Regions from separate parts of the Homo sapiens genome. Here region 2 is linked to region 1. The links are chromatin loops, found by intact Hi-C in ENCODE. Cell type or tissue: natural killer cell. All regions are shown on one strand. Region 1 has its middle 8.8 kb from the start of LINC00896. Region 2 has its middle 14 kb from the start of CCDC188.

The links. Peaks named below come from ENCODE experiments on the same cell type or tissue, not always from the same donor. Only the 100,000 strongest peaks of a DNase experiment are listed, where the experiment ranks them.
Region 2: it touches region 1 in a loop (1.9-fold over the local background); 11 of 110 quality-filtered maps call a loop at or near these places.

What each region holds. Positions count from the first base shown.
Region 1 is chr22:20,213,842-20,216,341 of GRCh38, forward strand. No RefSeq gene overlaps it. Among named protein-coding and RNA genes, the nearest start is that of LINC00896, 8.8 kb to the left of the region's middle. In natural killer cell, no CTCF peak of the experiment used is centred here; no DNase peak of the experiment used is centred here.
Region 2 is chr22:20,163,726-20,166,225 of GRCh38, forward strand. No RefSeq gene overlaps it. Among named protein-coding and RNA genes, the nearest start is that of CCDC188, 14 kb to the left of the region's middle. In natural killer cell, no CTCF peak of the experiment used is centred here; no DNase peak of the experiment used is centred here.

The DNA.
Region 1 (2,500 bases):
TCTGGCTGGGGGGGTCTGCACCTCGCCCCTGCACCCCCAGGTTCCTGGCTCCCCACCCCCGTGCACGAAGCCCTTCTTGCCTGGCAGGCCTGGGGGCCCCCGGCCGCCATGCGCCCCACCGCGGGTGTGATTTGGCAGCAGCGTTCTCCTCGCCAGCTTGTTTCTCACATAGGGGATGTTTCCATTTTTACAGCAGAAAGAAACCGATTCCAAGCGCCTCAGCCACAGCCGGAGCGCGACGGCCCCCAGGGAGCTGCTGCCACGTCAGGTGCTTTGGGGGTGTGGGCTGCTCTGCCAGCCGTGGTCCTAATTGCTGTCACTCAGGGAGCCAGCTCTAGCCTGGGGCAGGCAGGAACCATGAGGGGGGTCTTCGGGGCAGGCACTGGTCCCTGGCGGAATCCGAACCTCTGCCTGGTTCTCCTGGCACCCCCTCCCCAGAGACCTGGAGCACCTCCCGACTTTGGGTGGGATGGGCCTGTGGTTCTGGAACAGGAGCTTTGCCTGTGGGACCCTCCCATGGGGGCGGGGTGTCCTCTCTTAGCCCAGGTGGGTTTGAGCCCCACACTGCTCCTTCCACCGCTCAGATTCCCGCCTGCAGGTCCCTGTCACGGGGCTGCTGAGGACCGACCAAGGTGACTGCCCATAGCCCCACGCCAGCATGGGGCACAGCTGCCTGGCGGCTCTGCCGTCACCCCCCGTGCTCTGACTCTGTGCTGTGGATTTGTGTCACCTGCAGACTTGGGTGGCATTGGGCACAGGGGCACGGTGTCCTCTGTCACTTCCCCACCTTGCTTGGGGCTGGTCTCCCAGGATGCTGAAGCATTGAAGTGCCTCGAGGACTGTTAGAAAGATTTTCTTAGAAAGAAACATTTGCTACCCAGGGCACAGAACAGCTCCTCGAGGTCTCGTAAACCAGTGTGGACTCGGCCCTGCTCCCGAGACTTGGAGGAAAGGCAGAAAGGGCGGCAAGTCACACGCAAGGCAATTTTCAAAGAAAAGGGCACAACTCATAGGAGGCAGGGGAAGGATTCCATTTCACCTACAGTCATGGCCCCGCGTCTTCAGGGAATAGGTGCTGTCTGGTGCATCACATTATTAGTGCTGGAGGGCATCGCAGTCCTGGGGGAGGTCACTGCCAGCATGGCAGCCCATAGGAAGTGGGAGGGTGGGATTCAAGGGCAAGGCGGGTGGTGGGTCCTGGCCCCTGATGAGGCAGGTGGATGGTGGACCTGCCTCCACCCTACCCAGCAGGCTGGCCACCAGGGCGTGTCCACAGACTCCAGACAAGAAGGAGAGAGTAAACTGAGGCATGTGGGGCCCAGGCCCTGGGCGCAAGGCTGGAGGCCTGAGGTGGCATCCCATCAGCTGGAATCAGGATTGCCTCGATCTTTGATTCTTGAGACAGGAGGAGTGTGGCGGTGGCCCCAGCAGGATCCCTGAGATCTTACACAGGTGAGGTGGTTGCAGAAGCACTACACGGGGCTGGGGCCTGAGGGTGCAGTGCTGGGTCTAGGTCTCCCTGAGAGTCCACTGACAGCTGTGGAACCAGGCCTCAGGGGAGCTGGGTGCAAATCCCACCCCTCCACAGAGCAGCCGTGTGACCCGAGGCTGTTTTGCCCTCTCTGCCTCAGTTTCTCTCTGGCAGCCGCTCCTCCCTGGGCCCCGACCTGACCCTTCAGGCTCAGGAGGCTGCTCCAGGTCCAGAACCTGGTGCTGCACTGGGTCCAGCCTCCAGGCCTTTGCTAATGTTGTGGTCTCTGCCTGTGATAACTCCTGCGAGAGCTCCTGATCTCTTATGACCCTCCCCTGCCTGGGCAGATGCTCCTCCTGTCACCGAGGGTCCCATTAGCTGGCAGCTACCCTGCCACTTGGTGGACCCAGGTGATGTGGGTGGGCCTCACTCTTCATCCACAAGTGGGTGAGAAAAGGCAGGAAAGGAGGTGAAGCCAAAGATGGCATGCTCCCCCTGCACAGGGTGACTGTATGGGGGGGTCACGGCGGGGGAGGGAGGGGAGGAGAGTGGTCCATCTAAGGGCCCTGCCAGGGCCCAATGCAATGTCCCATCCTTAGATCCATCTTCAGTCACATCCCCACGCTAGGGGGAGCAGCATTTCCAAAACGCCTGCCCTGGGGGCTCTCAGAATTCAGGGGTTCCCTTTGAGGTCACACAGGCCCCACTGAGGCCAGACACAGCAAGTCCTTGCTCCTTGGCCTAAGCCTGCAACCCCTGAGCCTCAGTTTCCTGCAGTAAGTGGGACATGATGCCTTTCCACTCCTCTAGGCTTCTGCCCATCCTGTGTCACCGTCCCAGCAGATGAGTAGCTGGTCTGGTGGCCTGAGACCTTGCTTCACTGGGGGACAGGGCTGCCATCCTCGAAGGCCAGGGTCTGGGCCTCTGGGCCGGGAGCTCCTCCATCAGCTTGCAGCCCTGGGGGAGGCTTGCAGCCCTGGAGGCCACTCCCTCTAGTGACAGAACCCATACCTCTGGGAACTGCTTCCT
Region 2 (2,500 bases), 50 kb before region 1:
CACTACCACCACCACCACCACCATCACTACCACCACCACCATCACCATCACTTCCACCACCACCACTGCCATCACTACCACCACCACCACCATCACCATCACTACCACCACCCCACCACTACCACCATCACCACCACCACCACCATCACTACCACCACCACCACCACCATCACTACCACCACCACCATCACCATCACTTCCACCACCACCACTGCCATCACTACCACCACCACCACCATCACCATCACTACCACCACCACCACCACCATCACCATCACTACCACCACCACCACCACCACCATCACTACCACCACCACCACCATCACTACCACCACCACCATCACTACCACCATCACCACCATCACTATCCCCACCATCACTACCACTGCCACCACCACCACCATCACTACCACCACCACCACCATCACTACCACCACTACCACCACCACCACCATCACCACCACCACCACCATCACTACCACCACCACCACCAGCACCACCACCATCACTACCACCATCACCACCACAACCACCATCACCACCACCATCATCAGAACCACCACCATCACCATCACTACCACCACCACCACCATCACCACCACCACCATCACCATCACTATCACCACCACCATCACCATCGTTACCATCACCATCACCATCACCACCACCACCACCATCACCATCACTATCACCACCACCATCACCATCGTTACCATCACCATCACCATCACCATCACCATCACCATCACCACACCTCCATCACTATGGTCGCTGTGACTGAGCCCATCCTCACTACTGTCATCAGCACTGTCACAGCACCATGCTGACAAGCCCACAGTGGGTTTGAGGGCTGCCATTGCTTGGGACTAGTTCCTCAGGCACAGGAGGCTCCACGCTGGTCTGATTGCATTGGAGGGGATGCCTGACAAAGGTCTTTATGGGGTGTGCATTGTGGAGTGGGGAGGGGGAGGCTCAGGGAGGTCTCGAGGACTTCATGCCGTGGGCATTCTCCCCGGCCCCCTTCTGTCTCAGCAGCTCCCCACGCTTCTTGACTGAGCTGGAGCAGAGGAAGCAGGCAGGGGTGGGAGGAGGGGCAGGGGCAGGAGAAGGGGCAGGGGCAGCCACAACCACCTCCACTTAGGTTGGAGCACAGCCTCCTGGCCTCCCTAAAGTGAAGGGCCACCCAGAGGAGGCACCTAACCATTCTCCCCTCCGGACTCCACCCAGTGCTTGGATAGCCAGCGGGGCAGCTTGGGGTCGGGGCTGGGCACTCAGCCAAAGGGGCTGGAGAGCATGCCGTGTGCAGAGCCTGCTCCCATGAGGTGGTGAGAGCCTGCTGCACTGGTCTCCTGCCCCGAGCCTTGGCTTGCTCATCTATGAACGGGTGACGTGGTGCCTGCTGCACAGCAGGCCACAAGAGCAGAGCGACAGGACACAGTGAGGGGCGGTAAGGTGCTGCCTGGTAAGAGAGCTGTGGGCTGGCCTCAAGGGGTAGCCTGTGTCCTCTTGCTGAGAATAGTGGGAAGCGAGCTGCGAGCTTGGGCCCACAGTGGTGGTCTTAGGCTGCCGTGGTCACATAACGCCACCTCCCAGTGCCTGCGGCACCACCCCTGGGCTCCGCAGCCCCAGCCAGCCGTCCATGTGGCCCATCCTGTCCTCTCCAGGCCTGTCTGTGTGCACCCAGTGGAGGGTCTCCTGTCTCCTGTGGCTCCCTGAGGCTGCTGGTCACAGAGCTGATGAGGACACTAGAGACCGCTGCGGGGCTGGGCGGGGGCCCTGTGGGAGCGCAGCAGCCTGGGATCTGCAGCTGGGGCTGACCTAGCACAGCAGGCCACTGATGCCACCTCTCAAGTGGCAGGGGCTTCACAGCCTCCCACTGCAATCCCGGCAGGCCTCGGTGCCAGGGCGGCCCCATCCTGGGGGCCACTGAGGACCTGCATCGGCCACAGGGCTCGTGAGCATGGGCACCCCAGGGCTCAGTGGGGGCAGCTAGAGGGAGGGTTCAGTCACCTAGGCCTGCCCAGAGCCCTGCTCAGGGCCCAGGATGAACTGATGGGGGCAACCTGCAGGCGGTGCCAGCGAGAGTGGGCGCTCCCCACAACAGGGGAGCCACAGCCAGCCTCACCGAGAGCAGGGAGGGAATGTGTGGAGATGCAGGAAACCTCTGCCACGTCCAGGAAATATTATTAACAATTAAAAATTTTAAATCTTGGTAACATTCCCGATGGCCAGATAATTAATATAAGAGCAGATAATAATTACTCAATGATTAATAACTGCACTGAATAGTTTTCAAAGTAATTGTGATAAAGAGAATGTTAAATGAAAACCCATCAAAGTTGCTGATGCCCTGCACAGCGAGGGCACCTTAGTGCTGGGGGTGGCCATGTCGACTGGGCTGAGACTGGCCCCCCGGGCCCACTGTGTCCTGGTGGCACGTATGGAGTGTGAGGACCACCTCCCCAACACACACGGGGTGAGGACCCTGCACGCACATGCA